Linked DNA regions of Mus musculus: region 1 is linked to region 2. Evidence: chromatin contacts called from ENCODE Hi-C or POLR2A ChIA-PET data. All regions are on one chromosome and are shown on one strand. Each heading gives the region's core, a stretch centred on a gene start or an enhancer-like site at or near the end of the contact. The rest is flanking DNA. Distances are from core to core; before and after follow the strand shown. Region 1 overlaps Kansl1 (KAT8 regulatory NSL complex subunit 1). Region 2 overlaps Mapt (microtubule-associated protein tau).

Region 1 (6,159 bases), core at 743-3,242, 80 kb before region 2:
TCATGATTTGATGCCAACCCAGACTACATAGAGAAATCATGTCTGGAAAAACAGCAGAACTGAAAAATGGGTACTATAATTGTGAGAGGTGTGTGTTTGTGTGTGTGTGTGTGTGTGTGTAAGAGAGAGTTTTTCCCAGTTACTGTATTTCTGTGACTCCTTCAGAATGTCTTAAGTCAAACCTGTGGATTCCTGGGTGTTTTGTTTGTTTGTTTTAAACTCCCCAGCCTCTTACCATTCCCTTTGATGTGTTGTGGTAGAAAATACAAAGATATAAATAGATGTATGTTAAGAACCCCCGTGTATGCTTGACCTAGTTATTGCAAGCAACAGCCTAAATCCAAATGCCAATTCCAAAGAACTTAGCATTTCATTACGTGTTTTAGAATCTATCTACAAAAGATAAAGCTCCTTAGCCGGCTCCTGCGCCCTCCCCACACTCCTCCTCCTACTTCTCTTTTTCTTTTTCAAGCCCCCTTTTCCCTCCCTGTCTTTCTACACACACCATTCAACGGGGCACCTACTTAGCCTAGGCTGATGTAAAACTTGAAGCATCCACCTTAACTTGTAGAATAATGGAATCACAGGCTTGTGCCACCAATTGTTTTTGGTTTTGTATCCAGGATTCAGATGGATGTGGAGGGAAAGGTGTGGGACATTGCTCAATGATAGGAGAGCTTTATTAACTTCAATAACAGCCTGATCTACGTAGCGACACCCCTTCCCCAAGTTCCTCTCATTTCCATTTTTTCTAAAATTCTATGCTGTTTCCTGTCCTTTTTAAAAAAATTATAATGTCATGCTTTCTATCTTTGTTCTTAGTGTTTCTTACAGTAATAAGTTATGATTGTTTAGTGATAAAATTAATGTTGCTAAAGTAGTAAGTTTGAATTAGAAAAGAATCCTAGAATGAGATGTCTTGGCACTTTCAGTACTGTTAGCTCACAGCAGTCCATTTTGTGAAGGGTTTGGGGCTTATATACTTGTTCAGCTTGAATTTTGGCTTAACAAACTGATGATTTAACAAACTGACAAATCCTCTCTGAACCTCAGATTTTCATTATTCACTGGAGCATAGTGGTGCTGTTGTAAGGAAGAAAGAAAAGTGGTCAACCTAGTACCTGTTGTAATATTTCTTAAATGTTTATGTTGTAGCTAAACCTTGGTGATTAGTCATAAACTGCTATACATGGTATAAATCTCAATATAAAAGCTCATTGATGTGATGAAGGGGGAAAGGACAAAAACTTGGATATTATTTTATATTTTCTATGTAAAGATTTACTTGGCTGAAGATAGATTTAGCTGTAATTAATAGCTAATAGCTGGCATTAACTCTTAAGATTACTGCCTTCTAGAATAACATTTAAAAAATGCAAGGCCAGGGAAAGGATGTGTGTAGTAAAGTCATTATTAAAATTGTTTCGTTTCATACATCTCTTTCTCTGTAGCCCAAACTGGCCTCAAACTCATGATGCTCCTATTTGTATCTCCACAGTGCTGTTACCATGTCCAAAATTACTTTTTGCTATAGCTGTTCAAGGATTTTAACAATCGTAAGCTACATTTGCCATCATATCTGGCTTTAAGCCAAGGCCTTTTATTTGTCCTCCAGAATGCCTACTCACATTACTGTGATAAGACTTTTACCCAAATCTTCTAATTTATTGACAGGAGTTGGTACTAGAAAGCATTTAAGAAAAAAAATCTTTTTTTGGTATTACTTTCAGTTAGATTCTGATCTATTAACTGGCCTAAGGTTGGTCTCTGGTATTCTTTTTTAAATTTCATTTTATATATGGGTGCATAAATGTCCATGGTATGTATGCCCAGTGCTCAAGGCCAGAAGAGGGTTTTGGATCATCTGAAACTGGAATTGAGCCAATGCTCTTAATCACTGAGCTATCTCTCCAGGGAGCCCTCCTCCCCCCTCCGCATTCTTGTTTTTCAAACTTAATGCTGTGGAGATAGCTTAATAAAGTCCTTGCTTTACAAGCATTGTGACCTGAGTCTGGATTCCCAGAAACTATGCAAAAAGCATTTGTAACCTCAGCAGCAGGGGGGTGGGAGGTGGAAAGCTCACTAGCCAGCTAACCTAGCTTTCTGGGTGAAGTTAAGGACCACGAAAAGCTGGAAAGAAGCCTGAGGAACATCCAAGCTTGTCCTCTGACCTCCACGTGTGCACTGAGAGCCAAGAATCTCTAGTTTACTTGGTAATCTAATCTAGGTCTCTCCATATGTAGAGAATATTGTAATCTTGTAGCCAAGCACTGTTGGATAAATTCTGATTTATTTTTATAAATGAGCAGTTTTTGAAAATTCTTTATTATCTTTATGTGTATGTCTTTTGCCTGTACTTATATGTCTGTGTACCATGTATGTCTGCAATGCTCTCAAAATTCAGAAGAGTGTGGTGGATCTCCTAGAACTGGAGTTAACGCTTAGCTGCCATATAGGTGCTGGCAATCCAGTCCAAGTCATTCTGAAGCAGCCATTGCTCTCAACCATGAAGCCCTCTCTCCAGCTCCATGAATGACCATGCGTGTATTCCATTTTCAAGCATAAGGTGTTTCAAATTGAATTTTTTTTTTAGTTCAATAAAACATGTGGTTGTTAGAATGAAAAGTATACCCAGTAGGCTCAGCTACTTGAACATATTTACCTCCTCTTAAGCTTGTGGATGTTTAACATCCTGTTCCCCCTCACCCCCAAGTCCTTAATTTCTACACTCAATACCTTAATATTTTCTCACCAAAATAATTGCATCATTTTACTTCTGTGGGGAACTGTTCATTCATTGAACTAGAACATATTGCATACATTTCCTGTTAGTGAGACAGGTGTTAGGGTCATCTGTGTGTGGCCTTCTCCATATCTTGTGTTCTAGTTTACTGATGAAAGCTGTTGACTCATCCTTACAATTACATTCTCAGTTCAAATGGCACTCTGTAGTTTAGCTTATCGCACCATATTTTAGTCGTTTGCCTAGACAACCCCAGAACTACATCTCCCTGATGTTCTTCATCACCTACAGTATAACAGTCACATGATTTCAAAATGTTCAGATTTTCCTGTCATAATCTAAAACTCAAGACTCTTAAAATGTACTGTACGCACAGGATCCATGCTCTGCTTTTGGCTGTACAGTCTGACCTTTTGTCATTTGTGTCATTGGGCTTCTGTCAAACTGATCTTCTCAATGAGCTGAGTGTATCCCTCCCTGTTGGTTTGGGGTTCCCTGTGCTTAAAAAGCTTTGCTCCAAATTATCTGTCATCTTGATTCAATTCTTTACTACCCTTATTCAGGTTTCTGCCACCTTTCAATTTGAAAGGGGGAAATATGGTGTTGATATCTAGCTTTAAAAGACACACCTCATTCTCTCATTAACCATTTTGTTTTGCCTTGCAGCACTCATTAAAAAACCACGATTTTCAATAAATAAACATTAGTGATTAAAACTCTTAGTTACTGTGAGCATAGCAAAGCCTAAGATAAGGACCCCATGAGAAGGCCTGCCTTTACTTTGGACTGTCAGTGTGGCCAGACCATAGAAACAAAAAGTTTAGTGTGTTTCCTAAAGATCCTGATACAGGCAGGAACCAGAGCAGGTAGGAACTTTGTGGGCCATGTAAGGATGCAGAAAAGGGGATTTTAGCTATCCCTGAAGTAGTTACTGTGTCTAACATGTGTGGTATTGTGATCTCTTATGTTCTTCACAAGCAACTGGCTTGGGAAGTGTATTAATAGAGTAGTTGAGATTTACAGAGAATGCTATATTTACCTTTGACTTTTAAAGACTTTGTTGCCATTTTGAAGGTAATGAGCACATATTTTCCAGGCAATTTTCTGTTTTTCTGCTTTCTTCTTCTCTCACTTTGAACTATGGAACCTATTTCCATTTTTTGGCAAAGGAAGATTCTTTAGATAATGTAGTTAGGTTTCTATTCAGAAAACCCCTGAGCTGTGATTGGATACCTGTCTTTAGAGTAATGGTGAGGGGTGAACATGACCTTTTGAACTCACTTTCAGGAACAGATATTTTGTTAAATATATTTGTTTGGGGTAGAGAGATGGCTCAGTGCTTAGGAGCACTGGTTGCCCTTGCAGAGGTCCTGAGTTGAATTTCCAGCAACCACTTGATGACTCACAACTATCTATAATGGAATCTGTTCCCCTCTTCTGGAGTGTAGGTATACATGAAGGCAGAATACTGTATACATAATAAATAAGTCATATATATGTCTCTTTCCATAATGCTATAATGTTGTCTAATCTCTGTATAGGTCTACTAAGTAGACTGACTACACTAGTTACAAATTAACTCAGGTAAAGATGTTCGATGTACAATATTGGTGACCTAAGTTCAATCCCTGGAACCCATAGCGAACCAGACAGTTGTGATTTTGTCATCTGACCTTCACGTGTGCACCCACACTTTCGCACATATTACCCCCACACAATAGTAAATTAAAAATTAAGACAAAGTCACCGACATTCCTGTAGTGTTCCTGTTTGTTCTCTTTTGTTCTCATCATAATTAATTTTGTTAGAATATATAACCAGATACATTTTGACATTTTTTTCCTATTCATCAAAGCAGCTAAATACTCAAGGTTAGTGTACTCAACTTTTTCATAAAGATCAAAGACCCAAACTTAGGAATTTGAGAAATTTTACTAAAGTATTTTAAGATTTTAACCACCTTTTTAATTGTTCCAGTAGTGTATTGATAGTACTCCTTGTTATTATTTAGAATCCAACTCATACTGACTATATTTTAGCATGTAGACTGTTAAATCTAAAGCTGACTTTCTGCATGCACTGAATAGATATGTTTATTGAGGTAATTCCATTTCCAATAGTACGCTTCCTTAAAACATTATATTTACTTTGTTAGGTTGTTAGAAAGAATAGAAAATAATGTTATGTCAAGTACCAGGCTCTTTAAGCTTTGTTGAGTATTAGCTACTTGTAGTATTACTAACACCAATGTAAAATTTATTCCTCTTTTAACATCGTGGAGTTTTCAAAGCTTGAGAACTGAACTCAAATGGGTAGTAATGATAGCAAGAATTTATCACTAAAGACAAACATGTGGATCTGAAACATTATAATTACCATTTTAGCTACTTGTTACTGTTCTCTTTCCAGACAGGGCTCTGGCTGACCTCAAACTCAAATTCTTCCTAAGTGCTAGGTTTGCAGATGTGTGTTTCTATGTCCAGGTTTATTATTTGGTTATTTTTTTCTTTTTGTGGGGGGAGTTGTTTGATCTTTTTAACTTTAAAAAAAATATACTTTTTTAGTTGTTAGGTGACTGACTGCCTTGGAACATATGTAAAGGTCAGAGGACAGCTTGTGGGAATGTGTTCTCTCCTTTTACCGTGTGGTTTCTGGGGCTCACTCAGATCTTCTAGCTTGCCAGCAAGTACTTGTACTGCTGAAGCCATGTCAGTGGCCCATTTTTTCTTTAAACTCTTTTTTTTTTCTTTTTTTCTTTTTTGTTTTTTTTAAATGTGTGTGCTTCTTTTTTTTTTTTTTTTTTTGGTTTTTCGAGACAGGGTTTCTCTTTGTAGCCCTGGCTGTCCTGGAACTCACTCTGTAGACCAGGCTGGCCTCTATATATACTCAGATATCCGCCTGCCTCTGCCTCCCGTTGACCTTCATTCTTAACCACAGAATTGGATCTGTTGAATTAGAAGCAAACCTTGGGAAAGGAAGACCAGAGATGAGAGGCACACATTGTTCCTACCCCAGTCAAGGTATTGGCACCTGCTGAGGTCTGTCAATAGGTTGATTTGTTCTAGATAGTTGATTTTAGTAGGAGTGCTTTCATTTTCATGAGACAAAAGTTGCTTGATTGGGATAGGTTATGGATTCTAAATTATCTTTGTGGTCAATGGGGACCTTTCACACAGTATTTCTTAGCTAATTTATTTTACAACATTTCTGTTATGAATATGAAGTTTTTATTTTAAGTGACTACCTGTTTTAAGTTTTTGTTGTTGGTTTGTTTGTTTGAGACAGGGTTTCTTTGTGTAGCTCTGACTGCCCTAGAAGTCACTCTGTGGACCACGCTGGCCTCAAACTCACAGGGATCGGCCTGCTTCTGCCTCCTGAGTTTAAAGTCATGTGCTATCATCACCCAGCCCATTTAA
Region 2 (6,084 bases), core at 2,272-4,771:
ATGCAAATATCTGATATGCAGGATATGATGATATGCTACCTCCAAAAGGGGACAGGACCCAGAGGTTGAAGTCTTCATCCACTCTGCTAGCCCTCTTATCCCCGTATGACCTCCCATTTGACCCCCTTACCTTCTTATTCCCTCCTCCAGGGACGTGGGTGATATTATCCAAGGAGCCAATCTTCGACTGGACTCTGTCCTTGAAGTCCAGCTTCTCTGATTTTACTTCCACCTGGCCACCTCCTGGAACACAACCCACATGAGCCTCTTGCCCTAGTCTGTGGTCTGGAGGACTTAGCATATGTTAAGTGAGCTCACAGCAGGCAGAGCGAAGTGCTCCGGGCTGCTGGAGACTTGATTAAAAAAAAAAAAAGTAGGTCAGGTATCACCCACCATTCAGGAGGGGACCATCAGGTATAAGACATCCCCACTGGCTCCACACAGGCTGGGCCAGGGATCCAAAGAACAACCCATCCTCAGGAGATGCCAGGGCTCTCCTTTATCTAGAAAGAGGTTTAGCCACAGGAAGCCCTTTTTAGGGCTTGCAAACTACCTGCCTCTTCTCTGATCGAGACCGTGTACATGGGATATTTACCCTGCAGAATCTTCCTCCTGAGATCGTTCAGTGGTACAGGAAGCATGGCCAAGAGAAGGCACACTAAATTTTAAGCCGGATGCCTTCCAGCTGTGGAGATTTACTTAGGAACATTCTGTAAGCCACAGCCCCTCAAGACCTTGGAATCAAACCGCCTGTCAAATGCACCATGAGGAGAGACACCCTAACCTCCCCTGTGGCTCAGGTCACCACACTAGGGTATAGCAGGAGAGGGAGTGACCTGGCCTGTTTTCCTGGGAAGAATGCTTTCTTTGAACAATGTTACAGCGAAGATGAGACAACAGCCCAAAAGTTCTCATGTTATAGCTGATGCAATTGAAGTGTCCCCCATGTTGGCTGTGACAAAGCTGAGATGTTCACAGAGCCGGCCTTTGGGGGTGGGAGGGACCCAATCAAACCCATGGCTGGTCCTTTTATACAGACTTTTCTGGAGAGCCACAGGATGGGATATAAAACCATTTCCTCCACCCCTTGTCTAGGCTCACAACAGAGACAGACCCAGGTCCAAGGCCACACAGTACTTTCACATTTAACATTCACTGCCCAGGTTGGCCTATTCTAGGAAGCACCCCCCACTCCAGCCAGCACTCCTGTCCCAAAGCCTGTCTTCCTCAAGTGCTACCTGGCTTGTGATGGATGTTCCCTAACGAGCCACACTTGGAGGTCACTTTGCTCAGGTCCACCGGCTTGTAGACTATTTGCACCTGCAGGTCAAAGAGGATGGGCGAGAGAGAGAATAAAGGGGGTTATGTTACTAGGGGTGTAACACAGCACAAAGGCTGATGGACCATTTGTCAGTGGCTCCCATCAGCTGCTGCATACACCCCCACTCAGGATGGAAAATAGGCTCCCCAAATCCAGCCACCCCCCACCCCCCAGGGAGCTGGGTCCTCACCAGGAAGCTTAGGGACCTAAACATCCCAGAAACACAAGACACTCTCATGGAAAAGCAGGTGCCTGGTCCTTGTACGTGACCATCTCTGTAGCAGACACTTAAATATAAAAGCATACATCGTTTTATTGATGAAAGGCCAATGACACCCAGTGGAGGAAGAAGCCTTCACAGCCCTGCATCTTCTCCTCAGAAAAAGACTCAGGAGAAGCTGGTGAGGGTGAGTCTGCTTCACCCAGGAAGCTCCCATGGTCCTGGATTACCAGTCGGCAAACAGGACCCAGACCAGCTCTATGACCCAGAAGGAGAGCCAGTTGGTGTCTGGACACATAGTCTCCTGAACACTTCAGCCTCTACTGAGAAGAGCGAAGCAACACCAACAGAAGGCAGGCGCACGGCAGAAACCACAGCTGCAGTAAGTGTCTCAGCAAGCATGAGTGAGCAGACAGGACACACTGGGGAAGGGGGGTGGGGGGGACCCGCCAGCCCAAGGGCCCTTCATGTGGCCCAGCAGTAATGTGTGCTCTGGAAAATGACAGTTGCTTTCCTGACAGGACACTCTGAAGGAGACCACCCAGGCAGATGGGGCTCCTGGAAGCCTGTCTCTCTGATCTGTGGTTTTACAGCTTAGCTGGTCACTAGCTGCCACTTGCAGAGTCCCATGGGTCTCCCATACAGACCATGGTCATTCCAGGGGTGAGGAGGCTCATCTGTCCTGGGAGAGGGGTGCCACATGTTCAAGAATCAATAAAGCAAAGTGGTTTCTACGGAGGTCTCAATGGATAAATCCCTCGTTTTCACGGCTGATGGTGTTTTGTGTTATGGGGTGTGTGTGTGTGTGTGTGTGTGTTCTGCTAACAGACCTGATGGAAGAGGAGGGCCATGGCCTCATAAGTCATAAGGGTGTCAGCCTGCCCCTGCAGAGGAGGGTGGGTAAGGAGCAGATAAACCCAAGGACCTCCTGCAAACAGACCCAGAGGCCAGTAGGAGTTCTGGGGCAGGTGATGATGGGAGAGCCCAGGTAGAGTCATTAGAGAGTCAGTACCAGGGGGTATGTTGGGGGACAGGAGATGTTGGAAGCTTGGGATAGCCAGAGAAGAAAGGAATGGGGGAGCAGCTGACTAGGGTACTAGATCCCACAGAGCAGCCCGAGAGAGGAGGCCACAGCCCAGCCAGGAGGTGGAGATGGAGAAGCAGCTTCCCTGCTGCAGTTCCCACCACCCTAGAGAGAGCCAGGAGCAAGTTAGATGGGAAGCCTGGAATCCTACAACCCAAATGCCACCAGTCCCCCTCCCTAAGAAAGCTTTCTCCACAGGTCCATTCTGTAGTCAACAGTGGCCACAGGCCACAGGCCAGGCTATCTTGTGATTCTATATAAGGTCACAGGTTAGCTCAAAGGCTGGCAAACTGCAGTACACCTTAGTTATAAAGTTCCCTGATACCCTAGGCACTGCAGCCTCATCAGACAACCAGCATGTGATCCGAGCTGCCCTGAGAGCTGCCTTTTCCCAACTTCCCCTACAGGAGCATCTGCCCTCTGCAGCCCTTGGGAGCTGGAGCGCTCAGACCCAGCAACAGACCAGACGTGAGCAAAACCAGACACTTCTGGCTTCCCTCCCTAACCACAGCAGCCTGGGCTGGGAAGCTAACGTATCATAAACAACATTACAGAGCCCAGGGACAAGGACGGCGATCTTAAAGATCACCCTTTCCCGCAACCCATATCTTTCTATACGTTGAGAAGGCAACCGGCAGGCAGGGCAGTAACCGCAGTGTAGCCAACAGCCCCGCCTTTCCTTAGGAAGCAAAACAAGTAAGGGAGGTGGCAGGATCGGCCAGCGGGGAGTGGAGGACAGAGGAAAAGGCAGACACGGTGAGTAAGCGTGAGAAGGCAGTAGCCACAGGGCCAGCACTTGCTGCTCTGGGGCCATCGGTCCAAGAGGCAGAAGGCAGGGCAGGTGTCGGGGCCGGAGGCAGGAGCACATTGCAAGAATAAACCCTGTGGGCTCGGCACTTTCAGGAAAGAGAGCCCACCCCTGCATTCCAGCACGCACGCTCGAGAGGTGGAGCCTGCAGCTCAATCAGAGAGCCCAGGTCCGTTCTGGGACTGACCCAGAACAGGGGAGGGGGAGCTGGCAGGGAGAAGCCTGGGGCCACTTTACAAATCCTGCCCTGTTGGGCACCGGCCAGCCAAGAGAACAAAGGGAATCCCTAAGCCCATTGAGGGAACCTAAGAACATCTCTTTGCAGGGACTCGCTGAGGATGTGCGGGGGGGGGGGGGGGGGGGTCCCCAGTGGTGTTTAAAGGAGGAGACATTTAAAACCCCTTCTCTGGCAAACAATGCAGGCAACTGACACCTGTCACCTCGGTGTTAGGCTCTGTGCAACCAGAGTCCCTGTCCTGGGGGGAGGGGAGTGCTAAATTGAACTGGGAATCTTTTCCTCTCTTCAAAGATGAAGGAGACCCAGATGAAAAATGGAGAAGTGGCTAGGGGCCTTTTGGACCTTGACATGAAACAGGAAGTCCTAGTGTCTAGTGGGATCATATGGACTCCCCACTCCCCAACCAACAGAGACTGCCCCAGAGATGAGGGAAGAGGTGTCAGCCCACATCATGGATGCACTGTCTTCAACCCCATTTCCAATATCTACGGGGCTTCTAGGAACACATACATGGTACCATGGGGACCCAGCTACTCAGAGAAGGGCCAGCTGGAACGGGTTGCTCTCCCTACTTTGCTGGGCCATCCATGGAACAGGGAGGGGAGTCTGGGGACAGCAGACACTGTGGGGACACAGGAGGTCCTGAGCCCTAGATGATTTATTCTATGCAATGTCTCACAAGGACACACTCATGACACTTGTTACAGCAAAGGCTGCAGCACACCTCATGGAGACTGCGACAGTACTCACACTGCCTCCACCCGGGACGTGTTTGATATTATCCTTCGAGCCACACTTGGACTGGACGTTGCTAAGATCCAGCTTCTTATTAATTATCTGCACCTTTGATAGCCAAAAAAAAGAGTGAGAGACAACCACACCGGAGCATCGCCCCCTGACCTGTTGGGCTGTGGGGGGAGAGCCAGGTCTGAGCCCTGACTCCTCAGGGGGCTCAGAAGCTGCCTGGGATGGCACCCTGGAAGTCACAAAAGGAATCTGGAAGAGAACATGGCTGGGAACAGGAGGACAGAGCTGGGAGGTCACTAGGTTGGGTGGAGTGACAACTGTAAACAAGGAGTCCCCTGGGTCAAGTGATGAGAAGAAAGATCAACAACAATCCAAACAGACACACCAGTGCAAGGCACCTTATCACAAAGAGCGTCCAAGGCTGGGGAGTGGCAAGGCTAAAGGCTTCAAACCAGATTGTCTTGAGCTGAGCTGGTGGGATGGCTCAGGGAGGGTAAAGAACTTGTCATAAAACCCCACTTCTGCCTTCTGAACACAGTGGCGTGCACATACAATACTTAGTTACTTTAGACTATCCTCTGTTAATTTTAACTTTTTTTTTTAATGCTATTTTGAGGCGGGGTCTCTCTATGTAGCCCTAGCTATGCTGAAATTCAGTAGTAGACCAGGCTAGCCTTGAATTTACAGAAATCCTGTCTTGAAAACCCAAAATAATAACAACAATAATAACAACAACAATAATAACAATAAAATAAGAGGAAGAGGGCACTATTATATTCAGCACCGAGCTTCCCGGAAGCCAATGAGGAAAAAGGAAATGTGACTGATTACATAACTCATGATTTGACAAAGAAAATGGTTTTTGGAGGAAGATGACTGCTAGACACAAATTAATCAGAGGACATTAAGCAATCGCACACGGTCTGAAACATACATAGAGACCCCGCCCTGTGTGTGTGTGTTTCTTATTCTAACCCCACAGGAAAGGAAACAAGCTTTTGTGGTGTTTGGCACTAGATAGATATTTACAAAGCAGACTTGAATTACTGCTAGTGGTCATGTTAAGCCAAAGCGCTCGGGAACACTGAGGTTCAGAGGGGGAGAGGGTGGTGGCTGGCGTTGTGAAACTGGAGCCTGCAATGCCGTTCCCAGCAAAAGCAGCTGGCCCGGTCCACGGCGCTGGGCTTTGGCTCTGACCGGACACTGGAAACATCCTGGAGCGAATGGAGGATGTTTTCAGCTGAGGGCCTTCGATTCAGGAGGAAGTGTTTGTGGGCAGGGAGTGGTCCTGAGAAGCTGGCTGGACCCACTTTAGTTTACACTTCCCAGAGCCATGTCAAACACTAGGTGGACTTTGTTCTACCTCTGTTTGGGCTCAGAACTCTCAGGGAATCCCTTGCTGGCACCAAGCCTCTAGCCCAAGGAGCTCCCAGACTGCTGGTACTAACTGGGCTAGGCCGGGCATCACCTCATTTGGAACATGAACCTGACGTGGCCAGCTGGGGTTCCAGAAAGCCTTTCCTTAGAGTCCAAGAAAGCCTGCCTGTATCCAGTCTAGCCGACCTGCAAAAGGCAATAAGGTGCCGGAGGTCAGGTGCCATTACAGCTACCCTTTCAACAGTGGCAGTAGCTGGGGACGGAGCTCAGATAGTAGAGGACTTTCCCA

Evidence for each region. Hi-C counts contacts between places; a loop is a spot of excess contacts on that map. ChIA-PET counts read pairs that join two places held with the same protein, here RNA polymerase II (POLR2A).
Region 1: a map of regulatory T cell shows a loop between it and region 2 (1.8-fold over the local background). The contact joins two enhancer-like sites. A Hi-C loop is called at or near these places in 1 of 37 maps with a recorded cell type or tissue (regulatory T cell). POLR2A ChIA-PET finds 5 or more read pairs at or near these places in 1 of 5 experiments (embryonic stem cell).

Annotation. Positions count from the first base shown.
Region 1 is chr11:104,395,455-104,401,613 of GRCm38, reverse strand. All of the region lies in intron 2 of Kansl1 (KAT8 regulatory NSL complex subunit 1), which reads left to right. Among named protein-coding and RNA genes, the nearest start is that of Kansl1, 44 kb to the left of the region's middle. Within about 2 kb of position 1,992, at least 1 of the 3 ENCODE cell types and tissues checked has a DNase peak (open chromatin) inside an H3K27ac peak, as active enhancers do.
Region 2 is chr11:104,316,587-104,322,670 of GRCm38, reverse strand. Mapt (microtubule-associated protein tau) reads right to left here. Exons shown (of 12, transcript NM_001038609.2): 9 at 4,422-4,514; 10 at 1,239-1,320; 11 at 131-243. Among named protein-coding and RNA genes, the nearest start is that of Mapt, 88 kb to the right of the region's middle. Within about 2 kb of position 3,521, at least 3 of the 3 ENCODE cell types and tissues checked have a DNase peak (open chromatin) inside an H3K27ac peak, as active enhancers do.